Regions from separate parts of the Mus musculus genome. Here region 1 is linked to region 2. A link is a loop called in an ENCODE intact Hi-C map of the cell type or tissue named here. Cell type or tissue: left cerebral cortex. All regions are shown on one strand. Each heading gives the region's core, and the rest is flanking DNA. Links, peaks and the distances in the headings are about the cores only. Region 1 holds the start of Ift88 (intraflagellar transport 88). Region 2 has its middle 12 kb from the start of Gm32912.

What was found. Hi-C counts contacts between places; a loop is a spot of excess contacts. Peaks named below come from ENCODE experiments on the same cell type or tissue, not always from the same donor. Only the 100,000 strongest peaks of a DNase experiment are listed, where the experiment ranks them.
Region 1: it touches region 2 in a loop (4-fold over the local background); 3 of 42 quality-filtered maps call a loop at or near these places.

The regions. Positions count from the first base shown.
Region 1 is chr14:57,421,379-57,425,773 of GRCm38, forward strand. It overlaps Ift88 (intraflagellar transport 88), which reads left to right and starts at 2,693. Exons shown (of 26, transcript NM_009376.2): 1 at 2,693-2,809. In left cerebral cortex, for the core only: a CTCF peak has its summit at 2,244 (motif pointing left); DNase peaks (open chromatin) are centred at 2,086 and 2,659; H3K4me3 peaks cover 1,785 bases; H3K27ac peaks cover 1,259 bases.
Region 2 is chr14:57,090,846-57,095,240 of GRCm38, forward strand. No RefSeq gene overlaps it. Among named protein-coding and RNA genes, the nearest start is that of Gm32912, 12 kb to the right of the region's middle. In left cerebral cortex, for the core only: a CTCF peak has its summit at 2,389 (motif pointing right); a DNase peak (open chromatin) is centred at 2,383.

The DNA.
Region 1 (4,395 bases), core at 303-4,302, 330 kb after region 2:
TTGAAATTAATGGCAAGATTAGTTTAACCTGTAGCTTAGAAGTAAGAAATTCTGCAAATCCGAGCTTTGGATTAAAATATGAGTGCACTCTTTATTTCCAATATAGGATCCAAATATTTATCCAAAGGTCAGGAGATTTCTTTGAACTTTTATTTTTATTGGTTTCAGTAGCAAAAAATAGTGTTTATCTTTTTTAAAAAAGATTTATTAATTTATTATATGTAAGTACACTGTAGCTGTCTTCAGACACACCAGAAGAGGGGCATCAGATCTCATTACAGATGGTTGTGAGCCATCATGTGGTTGCTGGGATTTGAACTCACGATCTTCAGAAGAGCAGTCGGTGCTCTTAACCGCTGAGCCATCTCTCCAGCCCCCAGTGTTTATCTTTTTAAAGAATTATTATTTAGTGAGATCCTAAATTGGAGACAAAGTCTTAAAAAAAGGTATTATGATCATTTAAAACATTTAACTGGACTTAATAGTATTTTCTGGATAGCATAGGTGACAGTTCCTCTAGTGGTTACTAAATGTCTTATTAGAGTCACATGTTTATAGTGTTTAATCTGCAAGGCTGGTCTTGAACTCAGAGATCTGCTTTTCTCTGTCTCCTGGAATTAAAGGCATGTTCCACCTTGCCTGGGCCCAGCTTTTCTTTAACTGAAACTTGTTCTGTAGCAGGCTGGCCTTGAACTAAGAGATCTCCTTGCCTCTGTCTCCTGGGATTAAAGGTGTGTACCAACATGTCTAGGCCTAAGCTTTTTATGATCACTATTCCTCAAGATCCAGACCAAAATACTGTGTCATCCCAGGCCAAGATTCAGATCAAAAGCCTGTGTCTTCAGCTTCAAGATCTGGATCACAGATGTACCCTCCATCTCTGGATTGTAGTTCATTCCAGAAATAGTCAAGTTGACAATCACAGATAGCCATCACATGCATTTTGATGGTATTTACCCACCCTCATTACTATCTCTTGTCTTTTTTGCCGTTCTACATCCCCCTATTCCAAAAATACATCTTGCTCACTCACTCACAATCTTACAAACTATCTTTTCTTAGGAATTACTGAATCCCCAGTGTGTATCTCTAGATGGGCATCTTTTTCTGAGCTTTAATGATTATGATGATGCTGGAATCCAAATTAGGGCCTTGAACACGGCAAGCAAATGTTCTAACACTAAGTTACATTCCCAGCCCTCTCCTCTGAGCTTTATATTGTTATATACAATTGCTTACTCAGTATCTCTTCTTGCACATTCTTTAGGCATCTGACACCTGATGTGTTCTCCCTCAAACCTGTTTTTCCTTTAGTGTTCTTCATGTTCACACATGGAACTCTTTCACTCCATACCCACTTCATGGGACTCAGGCTTGTCTGCTACCCATCCCACTTTATATGTAACTAATTACATATGTTGACAGTTTATTTGATAATTAGTGTGGGAACAAATAAGAAAATATGTTGCCTGATGAACCTTTATTTTAACAAAAACATAATGTCTTCTTCTCAGACAAGGACTGGGTACCCTGAATGTACAGTCATTTAAAAAAAAAAAAAGTTCAGTGCTGGACAATGGTGGCACACACCTTTAATCCCAGCACCAAGGAGTTTGAGGCTAGGCTGGTGTACAGAGAGCTCCAGGACATCCAGGGCTACACAGAGAAACCCCGTCTCAAAAGACAAGCAAACAAACAAACAAAAAAAAAAAAAGAAAAAAGAAAAAAGAAAAAGAAAAAGATTGACTCTAGTATTTATCTTTCTTTTTTGAAGTGCAGTAACTTGTGATTCCAGTATTTTTTCTTTCTATATTGAAGTGCAGTAACTTAAAATATCCCCATGATGTTCACTAATTAACGTAACAACTACTTATTGACACACAGTTGCCAGATACTGTCAGTTACTGTACGATATACCCCACTTGCAAGGTAACCTTCTGAATGCTGATACAACACACCTGGATCAGAGATAAAGAGGTTTAGTCTTCAAAACACACCAAGTAGCCCGAACCTGACCAATCTAATAGTTTGTCCCCTACATCTGTCCCCACCCCCATCCGTGGGAGGCTAAGGTGGATGTTACATATTCAATGACTTTCTGACACAACTGAACAATAAAGGTTAGTAAACTTCAGTTTTTTTATAACGGGCTTCAAGTCAACATGCCCAACATTTGCTCCGGAAAGAAATATTATTTTGTCTTTAAGACAGGGTGTCCCCTGCTGGTCTTGTACTCCTGAGCGTCATCTCTACTCCCATTGCAGATGTGCGTCATCATAGCTGGCATTACATTACCTTTACTTTTTAATTTTCAGATTAAATTTATTTAGAGAGAACCCAGACAGGATTAATATGACAAATTTATGGGACGACGCGTACAATTCTACGCAATGTTCCACAGAAAACAGTCTTCCAAGGTTCCCAAGCCGCGTAGTGGCTCTGGGACACATTCTATTCATCCGGGCCATCTTGCTCTGGTCTCCAGCTTTGGGGATGGCTGCCTCGGGGTTCACTCGACCTTGGTTTCCTTCTTGTGATTACTCCTACACCTGTAGCATCTCCTGGACCACCATAAACATTGGGCCAGCCTCGAGAATCACTCCGCTGTTGGCGGACCACAGGTCCCAGCAGCCCTGCACTTCCGGTCACGAGCTTCCGGCCTCGCCCACGCGGCGCGGAGGCCTGTGGGAGCGGCTTCCTTGGAGTCGCGCCTGGCAACGGCTGGGCGTCCCGCTCTGGCCTGCCTAGGATCAGGCGTCGCTTCTTCCCTCGGCCCACTCGTGGTCAGCCCGCTCCTCCTCGGCGCGAGGTAGGAGAAGCGCCCGGCCCCTCGCGGCCACCCTCCCTGCTGCCCTCTCCCTGCCCCGTGCGTGAGCGGCGGCGGGGTCGCGAGGGCAGGCGGGCTGGCGGCGCCCAAGCCCGGCTCCTGGCGACTGCGCTTCCGTAGCCAACACTTGGATGGTGCTCCTCTCAGGGGGTGGACTTCCCGCTCCACCCGGCACGGCTACCCGGGCTAATGTCACACGGCTTGGCGATGCCATGGCAGCAGTGAAACTTTTAGAGTTTCACAGTAGGTTACAGCGAACATTTCTAATACTTGCATCCGGTGAAGCTTTGATTACCTAGTAATCGGGAGTAAAAGCAAAAGTACAGAAAAGAATGAATAAATCACAGTCTTATAAAGATAAAAACATATCTTCTGGGAATTGATTCTAGGACACCCAGTTTCCCTGGATACCAAAGTTCCCAGGTGCTCTTTCACATATATACGATGGTATATTTGTATTGTATATAAGCCATTTTCCCATTTTTGTTATCTTAGACTGTTTATTGCTCTATAATTAATTGTTATGCCTAATTGTTCAGGGAATAATGAAAAGCACGCTCGGGAGGCTGGGGGCGGGGGGGGGGGGGGGGAGCCTGTGCATGTTCAGTTCAGATAAAAAATTTCTCCCAAATGTTTTCAGTTTCTAGTTGGTTGAATCTAAGGATGCACAGACAAAAGATATCTGACTACTGTTTTCCCAAAAGCCTAAAATTCCACTTTTCCTTTTTATCTTCAACTCTGGTTGGTAACTTTGGAGAAACTACAATAGGCATTTTGAGTGTGAACTGTATCAAGGTAGAAGTATATAAAAAGGACTTTGCCATGTAAAATAGTTTCACTGGCAATATTGAAGTGACAGCATCCCAAATTATTTTTGAACCACCTTGGAGAATATAGAAATACTGAGTTGTATTATTTCTTAGCCATTCATAGTTGTTAGTAAAGGATAATTCATTTACTATTTCCTAGCCTTGCTTTCTACATCTTTAAAATTTTGTGTATTCCACTATTGGTCTGTCTCCCAGGTGTGTGTGTGTGTAAATCTGGTTAAAAGCCAGAAGAAAGGTCTAGTTCTAAAAGCTGATTGTTTCAATACCTTATGAATAAACGAAAGTGAGATCAGAAGAGTTTGTAAGGAGGGAGCTTTTGAGTATATGATTTGAAAGTGTGATCGATGGAGCAGCAGCTTCAGCATCCATCCCTTGGGAACCTATTGATCAACATTCTGGGGCTGTGGAGATGCTCAGTTGGCAAAGTGTTTGCTGCAGAAGCCTAAGGTCCTGAGTGATCCCTAGCGCCCACTTAACCTAATGTGGTGGCTGGGGGAGGCAGGAGGATTTGTGCTGCTCACTGGTTAGCTAGCTTGGCTGAATCTGGCCCCAGGTCCTCCTTCCCAGGGGGAGATCTTACCTCAAAAAACAAGGCAGGCAGTGCCTAAAGAGGATGACCTCTGTTTCCACATGCACACATTTACACCTGTACACACACACACAGAAGCTGTCATACCCACAACAAGGAATTCACATCCTGCCTGGGCAGAATAACTCATACCTGTTATCCCAGTGCTT
Region 2 (4,395 bases), core at 168-4,167:
TGGGGAGACTGAGGCAGGAGCACTGACTCTTCAAGACCTATTTGGACTACGAGTTCAAGGCCAGACTAAGCAGCTATTGGGACTTTGTCTCAAAATTTTAAAAAAGCCAAAAACAAACAAACAAACAAACAAAAAATACAAACAAACAAACAGCCAAACAACCAGGCCTGGAGGTGTAGCTCAGTGGTTTGTTCCCAGAAAAGGCAAGCAGAGGAAAGAAAAGATGGGAAAGAGAAGAGGATAGAAGGGAATGGAGGAGGGGAGAGGAGGGGAGGGGAGGGGAGAGGAGGGGAAGAAAAATGCAGCCACTTCCAGGAGTATTGGGAGTGTGTTTTTGGAAGACTTTTAAATTTTTCTTTTATTACATTTATTTATTTGTGTGTACACATACAGACACACATTGCAGCCCATGCAGAGGGGTTGCAGGAAGCCTTGCAGGAGCTGGGGCCCAATGTGCTAATGCTCAGGTAGTGAGTTTTAGTACAATCTCTCATGTACTTGTGACTATAGAAGATGTGATGATTATTAAAACTCCTGTTTCTGAATTGGATAGAAATGAAAATTCCTAAACAAGATCACCGACATAAATAGGAATCCATGCAGGCTTCAGGAAAAAAACTGTCATGGGTTCAACCAACCAGGAACCTGGAGACCCAAAGCTGTGAAGTGCTGCCTTGGGGCTAGACCCCCATCTTTATCAATATGATTTGAGAACAATATTTACAACATTCTACTTGGCCTAGGCTTCCAAGAATACTGTCCGTAGCTTTGAGACGAGCAAAGGTTACTTCTGGCTGCCTCTCGAGTGTGAGGCAGGGTGGTTTTCTGGTATTTCTTCCTTGCAGAACTTGAGCAGACTAGACCACGGTTGTTTTTCATGAGGCTGGCTAAGCTTCAGTTACCTGTGCCAGCTTGCCTCACTTGTTTAATGCTTGCGGTTAGTTTCTATAGGCTTTGGAGTTTATTTTGGTGTAGCACTAATAAAGCAAGCCAGAGTCATCAACAGTGTTCCGATGTCTGCATTCAGGGCACATCTCAAAGATTTGTGTCTTCCACTGTGGGCCATCCACTGTCTATTGTGTGGACAAAAGAGATTGTTTTTTTCTCCTCATTAAAACATTGTAGTAAGAATATTTAAACAAATGGTCATCTTAACTGTGGTGTTTTTTTTTTTTTTCTTTTCCTTTGAGACAGGGTTTCTCTGTATAGTCCTGGGTGTCTTAGAACTCGCTCTATAGACCAGGCTGATCTTGAACTCAGAGATACACCTGTCTTTGCCTCCTAAATACTGGAATTAAAGGCATGTGCCGTCACTACCACCCAGCTATCTTAACCGTTTTTAAGTGTGCAATTTATATTATTGCTGTGTGACCAACTCTACCAGCCGACTCCAAAACTGTCTCATCCCCCAAGTTAAGTCAAAGGATACCAATTAATCAATAACAACCCCCCCCCCCTTTCCCTCCAATTCTTGACAACCATTCTGACTTTATATTGTCTTGGTCTCTCCTGGAACTACAGGATATTTGTATCTTTGTGTCTGGCCTGTTTAACTTAGCATGATGTCCTCAAGGTTTGGCCAGGTGACATGAGTCAGACTCTCCCTCCTTTTTAAGGGTGAAGGAGTCTCTATTCTGTGAACAGAGCATACGTTGCTGGTGGACATTTTGGTAGGTGTCAGTAGTGATGTCCTGAAAGGGGTTTACACATTCATTCAATGGAGTTTGCTTTTTCCTTTTGAAAAAAGGTTTGGTAGGTGGGAAAAAATGCTTTCTTGAGCTATTATGATTTAGAATTTTTCTCAACTCATTTTTTTTGAGGTTTTGAGGAATAAATGTCACATTTGTGAAAGGCCTCTGTCCTTAAGAATATAAAGGAGCCTGGGTGTATCTCAGGGGCAGACCACTTGCATGGTATGCACAAGGCCCTGAGTTGCATTCCTTACCACAAACAAAGAAACACGGCAGAAAATCAAGGAATTCTGATGTCCCACCTTGATGTTCCCTAGTGACGGAATGTCCCAGCACAGAAGAGTGTTGAGAAAGAAGTCACCCGACTTCATTGCAGTTATGATAGAATGATAGGCTTTTAAAACCAAAGCCAGGCGAAGAGTCAACGATTGAAAGTATGTAAGGCAAAGTACAGCTGCAGGGCCACACAGGGTGGCTAGGACTGTCTCTGCCCCATTTGTGAGGAAATATCGAGTATGAACTGCAAGCTCTTTTCTACAATCTCTCTGTCTCTGTCTGTTTCTCTGTCTCTGTCTCTCCGCCCCCCCCCACCGCCCCCCCCCCCCCCTGTGGCAGTGTTCAGGCTGACGAATGTCTTGATGCTCAAGGGAATTGCAGAGGCGACACCCTGCAATTACCCACGAAGGACTGCAGGTGGCAACAGAGAGAGGCGTTGTACCTGACTGCTGGTTCTACTGGGGGGAGGGTAAGGGCTTAGAAGAAACCCTTCAGCCACTTAAAAATGATAACAACCAGTGAAATGAGCCCTTGGCAAGTTATTGAGCGTTCACAGAAACAAACAAACAAAAAGACCAAACTAACCATAGGTCTCAGGTCTTCCCTGAAAGTTAGTGGTCTTTTCATAATTTAGCTTTTATGATGTTGTTCTTGAGGGCCCACAAAATCCAACCGAAACCCAAACCGTGCGACCTCCCCGCCCGAGCTGTTGTAGGCTTTGGTACTCCTGTCGCCACCCATGGCTGCTCATGGTGCAGCAGCCGCTTCTCCCACGTCTTCCACCAACATGGCGCCTTCCACACCCATCTTCGTCTTCGAGCTCACAGGAGGATCTCAATAATGGGCCCTTTCTAAATGGCTCATGAGATGGCAGGCGTGATTACAGATTTTTTTTTCAAATTGCTTGATAAAATGTCATAATCTCTTCATATCATCACAGAAGCCTGAAAACTAGATGTCACTAAATTCATTTATCCTTAAAAGTCCAAACTCAAACCTTGCAGGTAAGTAAGCCCATATAGTGCTAAAGAGAGTCTTTAACACTTTTTATTGGCTTAAGTGACCACGAAAAATCACGCTTATTAAACTGAGATGCTCTACAATCTAAAGGAATTGCTAATAAACAGAAGACAGGGTTCCAGGTCTGGAAGGACAGGGGGATGGACAGGCTAGAAGCTCTACACAGGGGAAATGTGTTTGTTAGGGAAGGGGAGGGTAGTTTTTGTGGAAACTGGGTAACAGTGTGACTGTCCCTTAGCAAGGAGATGGTTATTATGCAAGGAACAAATATTTAAATATACAGATCTAGGAGGAATTCCAAGACATGTCGCTAAGTAGGAACTGTCATAGAAAAACTGACATTAGAAATGGAAGCAAAGGGCAGGAATATGGCTCACTGGTAAAGGCACTTGCATCCAAGACGAAAGATCTGAGTTCAATCCCTGGTACTTACATGGTGGAGAACTGAGTTCTCCAAGTTGTCCTTTGACCTCTACATACATCATAATACTTAACCTACCCTCCTTATACACAGGCTAAATAAATGAATGTGAGAAAATGTGAATAAAAACCATTGTGAATCTTTGTTATATATGCTTGTGTATGCATACAGGTGGTCCTTGACTAATGCAGGCTTATATCCTAAAATCTCATTGCAAGTTGAAGATATTCTAAAGTAAAAATTCAATTGATCACCAGGCAGTGGTGGCGGAAGCCTTTGATCCCAGCACTTGGGAGGCAGAAGCAGGCAAATCTCTAAGTTCAAGGCCAGCCTAGTCTACAGAGTGAGTTCCAGGTCAGTCAGGGCTACAGAGAAACCCTGTATTGAAAAACCAAAACAGAACAAAACAAAAAGAAAATTCTATTAACCCACTCCTTTTACTGAGCATTTTAGCTCAGTTCCACAGCACACTGAAGAGTGCTGTGGTTTCCCCTCACGATCTTGAGGCCGATTAGGAGCTCCAGTTGCTACTATTACCCAGGAAAAAGAGGATCAGACAAGCAGTGCCCTAAGGTCCACACTTGAATTCAGAGTATGCACTCTGACACCATCGTGAAGTAAGGCATTACCCAAACTGAACCATTGTTGTTGGGGCTGTGTATACGACTGTATGGGAAGAGACTGGAAGGGTTCATGGAGAGAGATGGATAACTGAGATTTCTGGGCAAGAGATGAAATGGGCTGAATCCCACTCCTGACTGCACACACCTCTCAGTGATTTAATTAGAAATAAAAACAAGTCTCTACATTAACATTTACATAAGTAACATCAGCCGTCTTTTCCATTCAAAGTGACTGAAGGAGATGGTGTTGTTAAAAGATTGAAATTAGACAGCAGCAACACGTCTAGAAGAGCATCCCTGGGGCAGGGTTCTGCCTCAACACCACACAGCACTACACAGCACCACACTTAGCACAAGGCTCCTC